Regions from separate parts of the Homo sapiens genome. Here region 1 is linked to region 2. Evidence: read pairs that join two places in POLR2A ChIA-PET (ENCODE). Cell type or tissue: HepG2. All regions are shown on one strand. Each heading gives the region's core, and the rest is flanking DNA. Links, peaks and the distances in the headings are about the cores only.

What was found. ChIA-PET counts read pairs that join two places held together with the same protein. Peaks named below come from ENCODE experiments on the same cell type or tissue, not always from the same donor. Only the 100,000 strongest peaks of a DNase experiment are listed, where the experiment ranks them.
Region 1: POLR2A ChIA-PET joins it to region 2 with 6 read pairs; 3 of 35 experiments call an interaction of 5 or more read pairs at or near these places.

What each region holds. Positions count from the first base shown.
Region 1 is chr9:114,289,091-114,297,484 of GRCh38, forward strand. COL27A1 (collagen type XXVII alpha 1 chain) reads left to right here. Exons shown (of 61, transcript NM_032888.4): 45 at 152-205; 46 at 968-1,021; 47 at 1,134-1,241; 48 at 1,720-1,827; 49 at 3,013-3,120. LOC124902252 (a long non-coding RNA gene) reads right to left here and starts at 1,723. Exons shown (of 3, transcript XR_007061741.1): 1 at 1,539-1,723. RefSeq lists an enhancer at 1-316. In HepG2, for the core only: a CTCF peak has its summit at 2,081 (motif pointing left); a DNase peak (open chromatin) is centred at 2,091.
Region 2 is chr9:114,169,906-114,180,804 of GRCh38, forward strand. It overlaps COL27A1 (collagen type XXVII alpha 1 chain), which reads left to right. Exons shown (of 61, transcript NM_032888.4): 4 at 8,386-8,439. Among named protein-coding and RNA genes, the nearest start is that of COL27A1, 20 kb to the left of the region's middle. In HepG2, for the core only: a CTCF peak has its summit at 5,030; DNase peaks (open chromatin) are centred at 5,056 and 5,696.

The DNA.
Region 1 (8,394 bases), core at 178-5,177, 120 kb after region 2:
ATTTCTGTTTCTCCTGCCCTGACCCTGGGGATGCCCCCAGAACCTGCACCCCCAAACCCCTCCCCACCCCTCCCCCTCCAGGCGGAGACTGGCCACCCTCCCCGGGAGAGAATCCTGGGGCTGCCTTGCGTCATCTCACCTTGGTTTGCAGGGGCATCCGGGACCCCGGGGGTGGCCGGGACCCAAAGGATCGAAAGGCGCAGAGGTAAGAGGGCCGGGGGTTCAGCAGGGAGACTGAGTCCCAGGAAGGGGGAAGCCTGACCCACAGTCACACAGCAAACCAAACGCAGGCTGCAGAGGCTGCGAGGCAGGGTAGGGAGGGGCGGCCCACCAGGAGCCCGGCAGGCTGCTTCTGGCCATGACCCCATCTCCCTTCAAATAGCCTGAGTGAGGAGGGACAATCAGCCCCATTTCACTGGGGCTCCAGGAGGGGAGCCAACTGCCTGAGGCCAACCAGAGTGACTTGAACCCAGGGCTCACCACACTGTAGAGAGAAAACTGGGAGAAGTCAATTGAGGGGGTCTGGAGGAAGAGGAGGCAGAGACAGGGTGCTTGAGCAGGAGCCACTTCCTGCCTCTGCCCCAGGGCCCCTGCCTTCCCCCAGCCCCCAGACTGGGCCAGTGCTCTCTTAATGCTCTTTCCCTCCCCCGGGTGCGCCCCCCTCACCTGCCTGCCTCGGTGATACCTAGTCTCTAAAAGATCCAGTGGAACTGTGGCCTCTGGCTCCTCCCAGAAAATTGTCAATGCCAGTGAGGGGACACCAAGGCCCAGAGCAGGCTCAGTGACAGCCCCAGGAGGTTCCAAGGCCAGCTCTGGCCCCAGGCTTCCAGGCCAGAGTGCTTGGGTACATCTGTGGCATCAGATGTTCACCCAGGGGCCCACAATCCTCTCAGTCCCTCCTTCCAGAGCCCCTAGGGTCCCACACCTCTACCAGGCAGCCTCCATCATGTGGCCCTTGATTTTTCAGGGACCAAAGGGAAAGCAAGGCAAGGCAGGGGCCCCAGGCCGGAGGGGGGTCCAGGTGAGTGACTACAGCTGCTGTTTCCAGCCAACCTCCCTGCCCGCCCCCCACACCCGCCCTCCTCCCACTCCCTGCACCAAATGCCCTCACCAGCTTTTTATGTACCCCCCAGGGCCTGCAGGGGCTGCCAGGGCCCCGGGGCGTGGTGGGGAGACAGGGCCTCGAGGGCATCGCTGGACCAGATGGGCTTCCTGGCAGGGACGGGCAAGCAGGACAGCAGGTGAGCGGGAATTGGCATTAACAGATGGTGGCTCCATTTGGGACCAGGTGTAGGGGAACTTCCCCAGGCCATGGGCCAGAGGAGCCCGTTTGGAAACTTGGATGGGCAGAACCAACACATCCAGAAGTTCTCTGGGGTGGGCAACCATCTCCTCCCCTGGCACCTGGGAGTGTGGACCTTCTGACTGTCTCTCCTGGATGCCAGCACCCAGAAAGACCTTCCTTTCCTCCCCTGCCTGGTGGATAGGGTTCCTCTCCCGCCCCTTCCTCACTCAGAATCCCGCCCTTCCCCACTCACAATCCTCAGCTCCTCCTGTCCTCCTGGTCCAGCCACATCACACACAGGCCGTCTGACCTCCATCCTGGAGTGTGACCCCTTCCTCCAGCTTCACCCAGGGTTTGCCCAGGCGTTGAGCCATCTGCTTCCTTGGCTGTATCGTGAAACACAAGAGACCCTCCTCTGCCTGCTTTCTTAACAGGGGGAGCAGGGAGACGATGGGGACCCTGGCCCCATGGGCCCTGCTGGGAAGAGAGGAAATCCAGGTGTGGCCGGCTTACCTGGAGCACAGGGACCCCCAGGATTCAAGGTCAGATACCTCTTAATACACTTACCCACCCTCTGCCCTTTCTGCCTTGATGCAGACTCTAGTGGTTCCGACCCTTTGGGCACCCATGTCCCAGGGCCTGTGTGAAAATGGAGTCCACATTGTTGACCTTTCTCCGTCAGCAGTGCTTGGGGGTCCTGCCCCAAGCTTGAACCAGAATGATAGTTCATCTGGGGAGCTGTAAATATCGCCCCTACCAGGCCCTTGAAACCTTCAACTGGTTTTTGAGTTGTCCACGGGCGCCCTCTCGTGGACATTTGTGGAACAACACGTTGCTTGCAGCCGGGATCCCCAAGGCATCCTTAGAAAGCTTCCCAGTGCCGCGTGGGAGGAGGGGGCCCCCATGAATCCGTCAGAGCCAAGGGCTGGACACTGAAGGGGAGATGTAGATGAATGACTCAGATGTGGTTCTTGCCCTCTCTGAGCTCGAGGTTTAATTGGGGGAAAGATTGGAACCCTCTGAGACACAGGAGGCGGAGGGAGCGATGGCCTTGACCCAGGGAAGATGTGAATGAGAATAGAAGGGGAAAAGGTGGCCACACAGTGGCTCACACCTGTAATCCCAGCATTTTGGAGGCTGAGGCTGGCGAATCACTTGAGGTCAGGAGTTCGAGACCAGCCCGGCCAACATGGGGAAACCCCGTCTCTACTAAAAATACAAAAATTAGCTGGGCATGGTGGCAGGCACCTGTAGTCCCAGCCACTCGGGAGGCCGAGGCAGGAGAATCGCTTGAATTGGGGAGGCAGAGGTTGCAGTGAGTTGAGATCGCACCACTGCACTCCAGCCTGGGCGGCAGAGCGAGACTCTGTCTAAAAAAATAAAAATAAATAAATAAATGGGGAGGAGGCATTCTACGAGTGTGAGCTGAGGTTTGAAGGAGGGAACTGCATGCTGTTGGGGAAAAGCAATAAGGAGGAGAGGAATTGTGGGAGAGGAGAGGGGAAGGCAGGGCCCGGAATGCGAGAGGAGAGACAGAGACCTTCCTCTTTGGGAGGTGAAAGTCTTGTCACCCCTACCCCACCAGGCCTCCATTTGTTGCCCCAGCATTCTGCAATCTCGGGTACCCTGTGGAATCACTGTTCTGGCTCTCCCAGGCCCCCTCCGCCTCCTCCTGCCTTAGAACCCCTTCCCACTTTGACTGGTAATTTTTTGTGTGTTTCTTTAAGGGTGAGAGTGGGTTACCCGGACAGCTGGGTCCCCCTGGCAAGCGAGGAACAGAGGGCAGAACGGGGCTCCCTGGAAACCAGGGGGAGCCTGGGTCCAAAGGCCAGCCGGTGAGTGAGCGCCAAAGAATACACATGCCCACGCACTCACACATGCACACACTCACATACACCTACATGTACAAACACATGCACACTCATACACACACACAAACACACTGACCCAGAAGCCACCTCCTTGCTCTGTGACAAGGTATAAAATCTGGGTACCAGATACCATTCTGCCACCCCTCAACCAGGTGGTGGGGGAGGCTGAGGAAAGAGACCTGAGTGGTTCCTTCAGAATGAGGAGAGGGTGATCACAACCAGAAGGTGGGCGCTCCTGACTCCCAGTCCAGTGCTCATTCTGTGCCTCACTGCCTTCATCCCCCTGTCCCAGAGGCTGCATTCAACTCACCCTTGCCTGGAAAAAGAAGGAAGAATGAACAGAGAATAAACAGGGCAAATAGAAAACACACAACAAACAGTTTCAATACCCCAATTAAAGCTGAGATTGTCAGAGTGGATGAAAAAGCAAGACCCAACTACATCTGCTGCTACAAGAAATCCACTTCAAATATAAAGATATAAGTAGGTTAAAGATAGATATAGAAAAAGACATACTGTGCTAACATTCATCCCAAACAGCTGGAGTAGCTATTTTAATATCAGATGAAATGAATTTCAGAGCAAAGACTACTAACAGTCATAAAGAAGGTATTTTCATAATGACAAAGAAGCCAACTTTTCAAAATAGCATAAGAATCATAAATGTTTATGCACCTAAAAATAGATCTTCAAAATAATCAGGCAAAGACTGATAAAGCTACAAGGAGAAATAGACAAATTCACAATTATACTCAAGGATTTCAATATATTTCTCTCCTAATGGGTAGAACAGAAGCAAACAGAAGATCAGTAAGGATGTCTTGAACTGCATTATCAACCAACATGACCTAATTGACATTTATAGAACACCACATCCAATATCAGCAAGATACACATTCGTTATAAGTTCATTCAGAACATTTACCAAGACAGACACTATTTTGAGCCTTAAAATCAATCAATAAATTAAATTATAAATCAATAACAGAGAGATCTGAAAGATCTCCAAACATCTGGAAACTAAGTAACAAATGTCTAAATGACCCATGGGTCAAAGAAGAGACCAAAAGAGATGTTAGTATTTTGAATTGAATGAAAGTAAAAAACAGCATATAAAAATTGGTGAAATGCTGTTGATATATAGGGAGATCTTTATAGTAATAACTTCTGTGTTAGAAAAGAAGACAGGTCTCAAATAAATGGTCTCGGATTCCGTCTTAAGAAACTGGGGGTTGGGGCTGGAGAAGGCAAATTTAAAACAAAGTGAGCAGAGGGAAGGAAATAATGAAAATCAAAAATAAACCAAAAAAAAAAAAAGGAAAATCAAAAGTTAGCTTTTTGAGATCTGTAAAACTGATAAACCTCTTGCCAGACTAATCAGGAAACAACAAAAACAACAAAAAGGATACAGAAGTTACTAGTATCAGGGATAGGGGAGCAATGTCACTACAGATATGACAGAAATTAAAAGGCTAATAAGGGAATATTATAAATGATTTTATGACAATAAATTTAAAGACTTAGATGAAATGGACAAATTCCTTGAAAGACAAAACTACCAAAGGTCATCAAGAAGAGACTGATAACCTAAATAGCCTTATATCTATTAAAGAAATTGAATCTGTAGTTAGAGCTTCCCACAAAGGAAACTCTGGGCCCAGATGGCTTCACTGGTAAATGCTACTAAACATTTACAAAAGAAATAATAACGGCTGGGCGCGGTGGCTTACGCCTGTAATCCCAACACTTTGGGAGGCCGAGGTGGGTGGATCACGAGGTCAAGAGTTTGAGACCAGCCTGGCCAAAATGGTGAAACCCCATCTCTACTAACAATACAAAAAAAAAAAAAAAATTAGCCAGGCGTGGTGGCGCACACCTGTAATCCCAGCTACTCAGGAGGCTGAGGCAGGAGAATCGCTTGAACCTGGGAGGCGGAGGTTGCAGTGAGCCAAGATCGTGCCATTGCACTCCAGCCTGGGCGACAGGGAGAGACTCTGTCTCAAAAAAAAAAAAAAAAAAAAAAGAAGGAATACCAATTCTACATAACTTTTCCAGAACATTGAAGAGGAGAAGAATAATTCCCAACTCTTTCCTTGAGGCTGATTCTACCCTGATGTCAAAGCCACACCAAGATATTACAAGAAAAGGAAACAATACACCAATATGCTTCATAAATATAGCTACCACAGTTCTCAATAAAATTTTAGTTAGAGGAACCTAAGAATATATAATAAGGATAATACATCAAGACCAAGTGGAGTTTATCTTAGGAACACAAGGATGGTATAACATTTGAAAATAAATCAGTATAATTCACTATATTAACAGACTCAAAAAAGAAAACCCATTTGATCATCTCAGTAGTTGCAGGAAAAGCATTTGAGAAAAATCTAACTCCACTTCTGATAAACTCTCAACAAACTAGGTATAGAAGTTCCTCAACTTGATAAAGGACATCCATGAAAAACCTAGTCAACATCATACTTAGTAGTGATTGACTGAATGCTTTTTTCCAAGGAGCAGAGCAGAAACAAGTCAAGGATATCTGTTCTCACCACTTCTATTCAACATTGTACTGGCAATTCTAGCCAGTGCAATAAGGCAAGAAAAACAAATAGGAGGTATTCATATCAAAAAGGAAGAATTAAAACTTTTCATTTGTAGAGGAAATAATGTCTATGTAGAAGATCCATTGGCATCCACAAGAAAGCTACTAGAATAAGTGAGTTTAACAAGGTCACAAGACACCATATCAATATGCACAAATGAATTGTGATTGTATATACTAGGCAATATGCATAAATGAATTGCATTTCTATACACTAATCAATGAGCACAAATGAATTGCATTTCTATACACTAATCAATGTGCACAAATGAATTGCATTTCTATACACTAGCAACAAACAATTAGAAATGGAAATCTAAAAAGCAATACTACTTATAATAGCATAAAAACATGAAATACTTAGAGATACATCTGACATTAAGTGTGCAACATATGTACACTGAGAACTATAGAACACTGGTAAGAGAAATTGAGGAAGACTTAAATAAATGGAGATATATACTGTGTGCATATTTCAAAAGACTCAATATTAAGATGTCAAATTTCTTCAAATTGGTGTATTGATTCAACACAATTCCAATGTAAAGCTTATCGGGTTTTCATGTAGAAAATGACAAGTTGGTCCTAATATACATATGAAATATAAAGGACTTAGAATAACTAAAACAACATTGAAAGAGAAGAGCAAAGTTGGCAGACTAATGGCACTTGATTTCAAGACTTATTACAAATCTGCAGTCATCACGAAACTGTGGTATTGCCGTAAATAACTAACAGATCAAAGGAACAGAATGAAAGGTCCAGACATATACCATACATATACGGACAACTGGTTTTTTTTTGTTTTTTTGTTTTTTTTGAGATGGAGTTTCACTCTTGTTGCCCAGGCTGGAGTGCAATGGTGCAATCTCAGCTCACCGCAACCTCCGCCTCCAGGATTCAAGTGATTCTCCTGCTTCAGCCTCCCCAGTAGCTGGGATGCACCACGATGCCCGGCTAATTTTGTATTTTTAGTAGAGATGGGGTTTCTCTATGTTGGTCAGGCTGGTCTTGAATTCCCAACCTCAGGTGATCCACCACCTCGGCCTCCCAAAGTGCTGGGATTACAGGCATCAGCCACCACACCCGGCCTGGACAACTGATTTTTAACAAAAGTGCAAAGACGATTCAGCAAATACAAAATAGTCTTTCCTAACAAATGGTGCCAGACAAGTGATGCCTCATAACATGTACAAAAATTAGCTCAACCTGGATCATACACCTAAATGTAAAACTGAAAATTAAAACACTTCTAGAACATAGAAGGACATCTTCAAGAACTTGGATAAGACAAAGATTTCTTAGATATGGTACCAAAAGCATGACCCAGAAAAGAAAATGTGATAAATCAGACTTCATCAACATTTAAAACTTTTGCTCTTCAAAGGACACTATTAAGAGAATGAAAAGACAAGCCACATACTGGAAGAAAATATTTCTAAATCATGTATCTGATTAAGGATTTGTATCCGGAACCTAAAAAGAACTCGCAAAACTCAATAATAAAAATAAGCAGCCCAATTTTTTTAAATGGGCAGAAGATTTGAATAGACACTTCAAAGAAAGTATACTGATAGCAAATAAGCACATGAGAAAAAGATTAATATCATTAGTCATTAGACAAATGCTCATTCAAACCACAATAAGATGCTATGGCATACCTATTAAAATAGTGAAGAGTTTTAAAAGACTAACCATACCAAGTGTTGGCAAAGACATGGGGAAACTGAAACTTTCAAATGCTGATAATGGGAATTTAAAGTGGTACAATCACTATGGAATCAGTTGGGCAGCTTCTTTGAAAGTTAAGCATATCCCTATTGTATAATCAAATCATTCCACTCATAGATATTTACCCTACATAAATAAGGACATTCAGCCACATGAAGACTATACTTGAAGGTGCTTAGCAGCTTTATTTATAATAGCCCCAAATTGAAAAAAACCTCAAATGTGTATCAGCCGGTGAATAGATAAAGTGTGGTATATTTTGCAATGAAATACAATTCATCAGTAAATGGATTGAACTATTAATATATGCAACAACATAAGATGATTCTCAAAATAATTAGGCTGAGTGAAAGAACTCAGATAAAAAATAGTATAGACTGTGTGATTTCATTTATATAAAATTATAGAAAATGCAAACTAATCTGCATTGAAAGAAGATAGATCAATGGCTCCTGGAGATGGGAGGGTAGGCAGGAAAGAAAGATTACAAAAGGGTGTGAGGAAAGTTTCTGGGGCTATGGGATGTTATTGTCTTGGTTGTTGTGACAATTACAAGGGTGAATACAGACAGATATGTCAAAACAAATCAGATTATACAATTTAAATAGTATAGTTATTATCTTCAGTTTTACTTTAGTAAGACTGTTTTTAAAATTACCCCTTCTTTGCACCTGATGGGTGTATAGGAGACAGCCATCAGAGTGCAAAAATGAACAGTTAGGACATCACGCAACTGGTTCTGTGAAGCCAGTATTATCCTGATACCCCAACCAGAAAAAGATGTCACAAGAAAGAAATCAACAGACAAATATGCCTTATGAATACAGATACAAAAATCTTTAATAAAATATTAGAAAACCAAATTCAGCAATATGCCTAAAGGAGTCTACACCATGACA
Region 2 (10,899 bases), core at 2,247-7,246:
AGACAAAGGTCACACATGGGGAGCTCTGGATATGTTTTGTTTGGCACGTGCAGTGTTCTTTTTTAAAAATCCAATAACTTACTAACATTTTAAAAATGTGAGAGATTTCTTATAAAAAGACTCAGCAACCAACTTCTCTTGGAAAGTGGGAGATGCGATGGTGCTTGAGCCACCCCGTTAGGACAAGTCCACTCCTGTCTGTGCTGGTCCCCACTTCTCCTGACTGAGTCTTCCGACCAGTCCTTTCACCCGTTTATGTTACCTGCCTGCCTGGCACCTGCAGGGGTTTGATTTGTAACCCCCGGTAGGAGTTTGGGGTGCAGAAGGTCAGCGTGGGCCAGAAGGAAGAGGAAGGGAGAAGAAAGAACACGATTTGCAGGATGGTCTCAGGGTCGATGCCTCCGGCTTGCCTGGGACCGTCTCTAGGGGCAACGACCTTCCCACAGCTGGAGGCCAATTCCTCCGGGTGGGGAATGATGGGATGGCGTTTCCAGAAGGCTCAGGGCTCTGCTCTGTTCTCCCGCCTTGGAGATGACCACCGTGTGGTGGCCTCTCTCTCTCCTTCCTGAAGCCGGCTCTCCCACTGGGCTCTGTGTTTGAGGTTAGGGCTCCCTACAATGTGGAGACAGTGGCAGATGCTGGGAATTCCCAGGCCTTCCAAACACACTTAATGAGTTTTAATAATCATTAGGAATAATATTTATCCAGCCTGTCTCCAAGAGGACGGAGAGTCTGCCTTTATTATAACCATATTGTCGAACTTATGGAAACTGTATGCATTGCTTTGCAATTATGTCAACGTTCTGCTCAAGTTCCGTGTTCTGAAATTGGCAGCGTAGAGAGTTGGGAGCCACCACTTTCTTGTGGAAAGAACGAGGAACCCTTTTCACCTCTCCAGCCAACCCAGGCCAACTCTGGCACCAGGTGCCTTGGGGCCCTGACAGCTCAGCTTCCCACGCTGTGTGCGTGCTGGGCTCAATGGCGGTGAGGTCAAAAGGGGAATTGCCCCCTCCTGACATGGTGAGGTCCATGGTCTCAATTCTGGCCACACAGCACAACCCAGCCCTGAGGAGGAGGCCGGCCCTCCCTCCCAAGAATTTGTGTGGTGTGGAGAGAGGAGCGGAGCTGGCCCAGGGCAGATTCTATAGTATCTTGGGTCTGCTGTATGTCTGAGTCAAATACTTTTTCCTGGGGCTTGGGGCTCTGGGTCAGCAGGAAGCGAGGCCTCCTTCCAAATCTCTTTGAAAAAGAGGAGGCACTGAAATGAAACTGGTCAGTCAGTGGTTGCTTGGGGATGACTTAGTTCAACTTTCCTCATTGGGCAGGTGAGGAAATTGCGCTCAGAGAGGGCCAGGACCTGCCCAAGGCCACGCAGCACGGAGGAGGTGGAGTTGAAGTTTACATTCCAGACTGTAGCCTCCAAGACTAGCACGTTCCATCCCACTGCCCTGAGTGTCCACTCTGAGGCTCTGGGACTCAGATCTGGGGGACTGGGGGCTTCAGACAGGAGTCACTACTGTCCCTGGCCTCAAAGGAAGGGCTCAACATCTAAAGAATCTTTTTCTTTTTTTTTTTAGAGACAGGGTCTCACTCTATCACCCAGGCTGCTGTGCAGTGGTGTGATCACAGCTCACTGCATCCTTAATCTCCCAGGCTCAATTCATCCTCCTGCCTCAGCCTCCCAGGTAGCTGGGACTACAGGCACGTGCCACTATGTCCGGCTAATTTTTTCACTTTTTTTGTAGAGTCTGGGTCTCACTATGTTGCCCAGGCTGGTCTTAAACTCCTGGCCTCAAGTGATCCTCCTGCCTCAGCCTCCCAGAGCGCTAGAATGACAGGCTTAAGCCACTGTGCCTGGCCTAAAGAAGCTTCCGATTCGATAACCCATCAAGTTTATGAGCTGCTTCCACAGGCGCGGTGTCTCCTTTAGGACCTCATGAAAACTGGTTGAGGAGGGCAGGCTGTGTGTGTTCATCCCTGCCCCACAGATGATCCAAGAGGGGTTGGAAAGAGATAAAGGACCCCGCCAAAGGCTCCCAGCGTGTTCCTGAAGGAGCTGGGATGCAACTTGTGGTCCCTGACTTCTGGCCAGGGCTGAGGCTCTTTCTGCTCCTTCAGCCCTGACTACTGAGGACAAGGGGAAGACACCAACCTGCCCGGGTGACATCCCTGTCTCAGGCCCCATGCTATCCCCTGTCCCCACCCTAGGAGGAACCCGGAAGCTGGTAGAATCTTTGTCCACTGTGTAGCAGATGGCAACCTGGTCACTTCTTCACCAGATACCAGAATAATGTAATGGAAGAGGCATCTTTGAACGGTGATGAAATGAACTCTCATTCTTTCTGGCCTCTGCTGTCTTCCCTTGACCCCCATATATATCCAGGATCTAAGCCCAGCAGAACAGAAGCTCCAGCTGCCCAGGAGAAGAGCTTAATTGTCCCCCATCCAGGCACATGCAGACTTGGGTTCAAATCCTGACTCCACCCCTTTTAGCTCTGTGACTGATCCATGCTGAGCCTGTTTTTGTAGAACATAAGATGATAATAGCTCCCACCTCTGGTGGGGAGGGTGGCCTGAAAATGTGCGTAAATTTTATTTGCATATAAAGCTGTAGTAGAGGCTGGGCGTGGTGGCTCACACCTATAATCCCAGCACTTTGGGAGGCCGAGGCAGGCGGATCACTTGAGGCCAGGAGTTCGCCAACATGGTGAAACCCTGTCTTTACCAAAAATACAAGAATTAGCCAGGCATGGTGGTGTGCGCCTGTAATCCCAGTTACTTGGGAGGCCGAGGTAGGAGAATCCCTTGAACCTGGGAAGTGGAGGTTGTGATGAGCCGAGATCATGCCACTGCACTCCAGCCTGGGCAACAGAGTAAGACTCTGTCTCAAAAAACAGCTGTAGTAGAAATGAAGTAATTTGGGCTATCTTATCTAGTTTTGCTGAGTGACTTTGAGGAAATTCTTTCCTCTCCCCAGGGCTCAGTCTTCCACTGAAATAGGGTGTTGGGACAGCTCTCCCCTTAGAAATGACTGTGGGACCTTTCAGTGTTTGAGAAAGGTGCAGTGGCTGTGTCTGCATGTGCAAACCTGCTCCTCGGGGTTCAGGGCACGAGAGCAACTGGCAGAGGCAGAGACAGAGTTCTGGGCCCAGGCCTGCCAGGAGTTGTAGCTGCTGAGTGAGGAAGCTCTGTGGGAGCCCCAGGAGGGGGGAACATGGAAAAATTGAGCTTGGCCCTGGGTGAGTTGGGGCGGGGAGGCCGTGGTTCACAGCCCTGCACAGAAGCTGCACAGAAGCCCCACGCCTGAGAGGAGGCGAGTCAAGGCCTTATTTATTCACGATCAGGCCACTGGCATTTGCCCGTGCTTGCACTTTTTGCAAATGTCCCCTCGGGAAGACGCCGCTAAGGGCCTGGCCCACACCACGTGCTCTGTGACTATCTATCTATGAAATGAACAAAAGAATTTGATCCTTACGAAATGCAGGTCGTCCTGACTCCCAGGCGGGGTTCCTTGAGGTTACCCAGAACTCTCCTGCCAGGGAGATGAGGAGGCCATGTGGACTGCAAAAGAACATAGGCTTTGGATTTGGGACAACCTGGATTTGAACCATTCCCTTATTCAGCCATCCATTCATTCTTTGCACAATTGTTAACTGAACGTCCTGTAGATGCCTGGTGCTGTATGACCTTTGGCAAATCACTTAACCTCTCTAAGCCTCAGTTTCTGCCTCTATAAAATGGGGATACGGTGCCACCTACCTTTCCAGGGTCGTTACATGGATTCAGTGAGATGCGGGGGTCGGGGGGAGGGGAGTAAAGCACATATGAAACCTGGGTCCTGGTAGATTGTCATGGCTGTGATTGTGGACTGATGGTGGGTGTTGAGGTGGGGACTTTGGTGCACTGAGAGAACTGGGAGGGTCTGGACATAGTCTCACATTTGCTTGGAGAACTGTGCTATGAAAATACTAACCTGGGGTTAGTCGGTGGAGCAGGGACAGCAGGGAGCCTGAATGGATAAGAGTGTCATGACACATGTCAGCTAGACAGCGGGGGTTTGGGGGAGGACTGCCCCCATTTTTTTTTTTTTGAGACAGAGTCTTGCTCTGTTGCCCAGGCTAGAGTATAGTGGTGCGATCTCAGCTCACTGCAACCTCCGCCTCCTGGGTTCAAGCAATTCTCCTGCCTCAGCCTCCTAAGTACCTGGGATTACAGGCATGTGCCACCATGCCTGGCTAATTTTTTGTATTTTTAGTAGAGACAAGGCTTCACTATGTTAGCCAGGATGGTCTCGATCTCCTGACCTCCAGGCAGGGCCCAGACTCACTGGGGAGAGTTAAAGGAACAGACTATTTACGGAGGGGTGGACAGCATCAAGGGAACCAGCAGAGGCAGGTGAAACACAAGGGGCCTGGAAACTGCAGGAAATTGTTACCACACCCAGACCAGAAGGTCCCAGGGAAAGATGTTCCCAGAACCCAATAAGAGTTAAAACCTTGAGCAGGGGTCTCCTCACAGAAGCAGGGGCCATGGGCGAATACAGCTGCAGCCAAATTATAGCACAGCAGAGAGGGCACAGGGAGAGAAATATACCCTGTCCTCCCTTCTGTGCACTCTCTTCCTGGGGTCTCCCATTGGCCAAACCCAGCTGGAAGCCAGAGGTCAAGGAAGGCCGGGGTATAATCTGTAGAAGTCAGCTTCCCAGGGCACGGCACAGATCTGGGGAGTAAATGGAGAAGAACCAGCATGCATATGCCATCTCAGAATATGGGTATTACATTCCCATTTCACAGCTGGACAAACTAAGGCCCGGAGGCCCAGGGAGATTAAGTAACTTGCTCAAGGTCATACAGAGCTGTACTGATGCCAAGAAGCTCTGTTCCAGCAGGTCCTTCCCAGGACAGAGGCTAGGGAAGTCTGGGTGCCCTGTGTGAATTCTTAGGAATAATCATGAGCTCAGATGGTCAGAGATGGGAGAGCCCTTTGAGGCCCCCTATCTACCCCCAACAGGTTACAGACACAGAGTCGAGGCCTAGAGATCAAAAGGACATTGCTCAGGGTCACATGGTAGGTAGCAGCACACCTAGGATCGGACTTTGGTCTCCTAAACCCCAGGCTTGTAAAACCTCTCATTGCTTGGCAGGCAGAGGCTCTTCCAGCTGGACACAACGGTGGACTTGTTCCGTAGGATGGGGTTCCCCTAGATCTGGCTGTCAGAGGCCAGGACCCTTGGGGGAAGCCCCGAGGGGTCTGCTTGGTTGTTTCCATGGCTCTGTTTGCGTACGCCTGGAGCCCAGGCCTCCTCCACCTCCCCCAGGCAGGCCTGAGCCCCCGCTCTGCTCCCCCTCAGCTCCAGGCCCTCTCAGAGGCCCCGTTGTTTGCAACGCAAAGTGGAAAATCCCACCCCGGCCTCGTGAATCATCCCAGAGTCACCCGCTCAGGCTTCAGGCCCTGGAAAGAAATGGCAGCGTTTTTCCACTGCGGAGAGAACAGGCAGGGTCTCGGATCAGGGGAGAGGGGCCAGGGGGCACCCGTGCTCGCCACGAGCAAAGTGGGCACTGAGTAGGGGAGGGTCCAGCCCGTGGCTAGCACTGGGCAGCCGGCGGTCCCCACCCAGGTTGAAGGTGGAGTGAAGGGATTGGCCAGGCCCGAAGCTGGGGCCGCCCCGTCAAGGAGTCCGCCTGTGGGCTGACATCACCAGGCTGGACCCTGGGTCCTGAGTGGCACTCAGAGTCTGCTCTGCAGATGTGGTGGATGAGGTCAGACTCTATCCTGGATGCCCCTATTTCTGGGGCAGAAGACATGCCAAGAGGGAGTGTCCAGGCCTCTGCAGCTGCAGCCCCACCAGGGTCCATGAAGGAGCTGCACCCACGGAGCCTGTTCCTCCCCGGAGTCCTGGACAAGCCCTTCACCCTGCTGGGTCTTTGCCTTCTCTGTGAGATGGGAAGAATCTCGCTTTTCCTCTTCACTTGATAATGTAGCAGAGGAAATTACCCCCACCTTGGCTTTCCGCAACTCAGGAAATGCCAGTGCCAGGAAGTTTCCAGGATCTTCATTTCACAGATGTCCAGAGAAGAGAAGGGACTTACTCAAGGCCATATACCTAGTTAGAGTCACACTCAACCAAGATTGTGTGGCAGCTGCCCAGGGTAGGAGAACAGGTCCAGTGGTCCTGGGTTTGAATCCAGGCTCTGCCTCTTGTTAGCTGTGTGGCACTGGGCAAGTCACTTTTCCTCTCTGAACCTCTCTCTGGTTTCTTACCTGTTGAAACGGCATGGTATACCTACAGTATGCTTCGTCTCAGCCCCCTGCTTTTTCTTTAATTCTGGGTCCACCTGGGACAGTTGGGTCAAGGAGGGCCTTCTAAGAAGGGACATCTTTTGCTGTCCCCTAGAAACAGATGTGAAGGAGGATGGCTTAAAATTTTGAGTTGAGGACGTTCCAGAAGCTTGCTTCACAGAAATAACAGCTAACATTTTTTTTGAGCATTAATTGGGTGCCAGACACCAGGATTAGCACTTGTTATAGATTATCTGTCGGCTAGGTGCTATTATTAACCTCATTTTACAGTAATAGAAAAAAGGCTTGGAGCCTGGAAATAGCTTTGCTCAAAGCCACCCAGATAGTAGGTGGGTGGGGGGGGGTGCCCTATGTGAACCCAGGCCCGTGGTGTTACACCATACTCTACTGCCCAGAGACAGCTGGAGAGGAGAAGTGGGTAAGACTGGCACCCAGAGTCCAGAACCCACAAAACCAGACAACCCCTCTACCCACCCCTGGAACTCTGCCGCCAATTTGGCCAGAGGTCTCTGGATGCTCAGAGGTAGCTGGGACTTGCCCGAGGTCACAAAACAGACCCTCCTCCTTCTGCTCAGGGCTCTTGCCCAGTGACCTTGGTACCCATATCTGCCTGTCTGGATCTCTCCTCTGATTTTTATTCATGGACGAGCAAGCACGTGGTGTTCACAGGCCAGAACTGTGAGCCGAGACTGCCCAGCATGAGATCTGGATTAATTACCAGCCAAACCAGACTGGGTTTTCAACACCGATTTTAACTCTGGGCAGGAAATCTGGAATCTCATTGATGGTTATTTGAAACAAATGAATTCCCCAGGCCTCACACATCCTCGAAAGCCTGGCTTCCTTCAAAGGCTGCAGGCACAGTTCTTCACATCAGGCGCTTAGTTAATCCTCATTTACTCCTTCGAGGTAAATGCAGTGGTAGCTATTGGACCCATCTTAACGGGGAGCATCTGAGACTCAGATAAGTGGGAGGAACTGCAGGAAGTGTGCAGCTATTAAGTGGTAAAGCCAGGATTTGAACAAAGATCAGCTCATCCTTCAGTAAGTCTGCTCGGCTGCCTCCCTTCCTGTGTAAAGAGAAAAGAGATGAGGACACACAGATGCTCCTTAAATGCTGAGCTTCAGGGTTAGGTTTTTCACTTGTGGGAAATGGGGAGCCCTTAAATGTTGTTGAGCAGGGGAGGGCTTTTGGAAGGTGAATGAGGCTGTGTGGAGGAGGACTGCAGAGGGGAGGGAGGAGAGAGTAGAGGCAGGGAGACCACTGAGGGGGCTGCTGCCGGTTCTTGGGGAGTGGTGATGAAGGCTGGACCATGCTGTGGCCATGGGAACAGATAGAAAATTTGAGTGCCAGTTACATACCAGGCACCGTGTTAACATTTATCATCTCTCATGTCATCCTTGGAATCCCATGGGGAGTGTTTTATTGCCTCCGTTTGTATGGGCACAAGCTGGCTAAAGACTTGTGCATTTTGTCAGCGGCAGGCAGGGATCTGAACCCAGGCATGTCTGATTCAAAAACCCATGCCATGCTCTGTGTGCTGTGCTGCCTGTTTGTGGGGCAGAGATACTTGGTGTGACCTTGGCCAAGTCCCTTCTCTGTTCTGATTCTGCAGAGAATTTGGCTGAGCTCTGAGGTTTCTGGCTGTTTTATTTTATCAAACGTTTGGCTGAGCCCTGGGGATAGGCAGATGACTCATATCCCCTTAGTTCCTTTGAGGAGACTGTCATCTGATGGGAGACACAGGCTTCTAAGCAGATAATTCCCCAAGTAAGATAGCGGTCTTTAAAATAGAGGAAAAGAAGGGACTTTGTCCAACTTGGGGAAGGTTTTCTGGAGAAGGTGACACCCTAAGTTAGCTGGGTGATAAATGATGAGGGCGTCAGTGACTGAATAGTAGCTATGAAAGCCCAAAAGCCCCAAAGAGCATGAATTTCTCAGGGCAGGGACCTCAGGGGACTCCTCCTCTTAGCCGCGGACTATCCATGCCCACAGCTGCAGGCGGGATTGTTGAATGACTGCTTGAGCCCATTCTCTGCTGCCAGTGGGCACTGTCTAATGCTGTCTTCTTGTTTTCTCCTCAGGGTCCCCCTGGGCTACCTGGGCTACCTGGAATCCCTGGTGCACGTGGGCCTCGGGTGAGTTATCTCACACTGTCCTTTGGAACTCTTGGTGGCTCTTTGGCCTGCGTCTCACTGCCCCTGAGGTCTCGGGTTTGCTGTGTGTCCTCAGGTTCTTCCCTCCCCCTCTCTGGCACCCATATTTGGCTTTATCCATTTGGAGTGGACTTAGGGCTCTCAAGGGTGCTATATGGACAGATATGGCATGGAACAGCAATGACCTCTTGTAGGTCTCAGTTGTCCATTGGGGATATCACCCTTTGCAGCCTGGGGTGGGGAAGGGGCTCCAGAAGATCACATCCCTTCGGCTGGTGAGCTTCAGTGTTTGGCCAGGAAAACTGCCTTGGGGAATATATGACCCTTGCATCCCTCTTCCTGTTTCTGCAGGGCTCTCCTGGAGTAGGGGTGCGGACATAGGTACCTGGAGGGGCCATGCGGGGAGGAGTTGAGTTCCTCCTGCTGGAGAGAGGCTGGGGGACAGCTTGGCAGGCTGCGGTGGCTGACTGAGCTAGCCCAAGCCCGAGAGGGAAAATAGCTCCTATGTGATGTGCCTGGCACCTTCTTTTATGCTGCCTTATTTGACCTCTCATGCCCACCCCAAGTTCCCATGGGACAGTGAGATCATTCTCATTTTAGAGATGAGGAAACTGAGTAGGAAATGGCAAAACCAGGACTGGAACCCAGGCTCTTACCCATATACTGGAACCCTTGGAGATCCCCTTAGAGGGAAACCTACCTGCTTCCCTTAGAGGGCTGAGACCAACAGCACCCGGCATCTGTGCCCAGGCTGAATCAGCCTTTCCCACGCTGGGTGCCTGGTGAGGCCCTGGCAGAGGTAGCTGCCTGGGGCATATTTTTAGCTCTGAGCCCAGCGAGTGGTTCTGGTTATGCAATTACCCAAGCCCTAGTTCCCTCCAGACCTGGCCCTGTGCTCCCTGGGCCCAGGGCTCTGGAATCTGCCATCTGAAGCGGCATTTCCTCCTGGCTTCAGAGCCTTCATGAAGCACGTGCCCTCTGGGGACCACATAGATATCACAGACGCTGCTAGCCCATGGGACCTTGCAGCCTGGGACCAGGATGAGGCCGTTGACCTAGGCAGCCTACTCCCTTCCCCAACCTCCTGAGCCCCCAAGCCTCTGCGGTTTTGCTCTGGCTGTCCTCCTTTGTAAACTTGTCCTCCATTCATGTCTAAGAGCAAATGCCACCTTTATTTCTGATGACCACTCCCTTCTTGGAACTCCCGCAGTGGTTCCCCTGTCCCCTCTGGATGGCATGGGCCACTTTCTCAAAGCTCTCATTGACCACTAAACTCTGTTTGCTGAGCCACATGTGCAGGATCTCATTCCACCTTCCCAGCCATTCTGAGAAACAGGTTTCAATCTATTCCCATTTTACAGATGAGGAAACTGAGGCTCAGAAAGGTTTAGTTACTTCAGATAAAGTCAAAGAGAGTAAATGGCAGAGCCAGGATTGAACCCAGGCAGTCTGCCTCCAGAGCCTACCATCTTTTTTTTTTTTTTTTTTTTTTTTTTGCCAGAGTCTCGCTGTGTCTCCCAGGCTGGAGTGCAATGGAGCAATCTGGGCTCACTGCAGCCTCCACCTCCCAGGTTCAAGGGATTCTCCTGCCTCAGCCTCCCAAGTAGCTGGGATTACAAGCACACGCCCCCGGGCCCAGCTATTTTTTCGTATTTTTAGTAGACATGGGGTTTCACCATGTTAGCCAGGCTGGTCTCAAACTGCTGACCTCAAGTGATCCACCTGCCTCGGCCTCCCAAAGTGCTGGGATTATGAGTGTGAGCCACTGCGCCTAGCCCAGAGCCTACCATCTTAAGCATCTATTGTGCTTATTTTTCTGAGTATTCACCTGAGCCCCTCCAGAGATAGGCCTCGGTTACCTCTCTCTCCTACGTGATGCCTGGCAGAGCACCCTGCGTGCTGGAGGTGCTGGGCAAATGATTGGTGAAGAGTTCTAATGTAGGAGTCAAGAATATTTCTACCAAGAAGTTGTGGAATCTTAGGCAAGTCCCTTCTGTCCTTCTAGGCTCAGTTTCCCCATCTATAAAGGCTGGGGTCATGGTAAGGCATTTCTAAGTTTCCACCTAGCTCTGGGTGAATGACTCTCCTGACACGCTTCTAGGCTCTTTGCCTGCACGCCACCCCAACTCTCCCTGCCCGCCGTCCCACCATCATCCTGTTTCTAGACTGGAAATTCCATAGATTATAAAATTCCAAAGATAATAGAATGCTGGATTAAACAATCCCAGCTCCTCTCTGCACAGATGGGGGCTCTGGGGCTTAAGGAGGGGCATTCTTACCTGAGGTCGCCCAAAGCTCTCTGTCTTGCCCCTTCCTACCTCCACATATTCCCCCAGCCCATGGAGGGATGTTGGGGAATCCCAGAGCCTCCCCCACCTGGCTTTCTAGGCTGCAGCATTTATAGAATTGGTCTGCTTGGCTTTCAGTCAACTATGTGCCTCG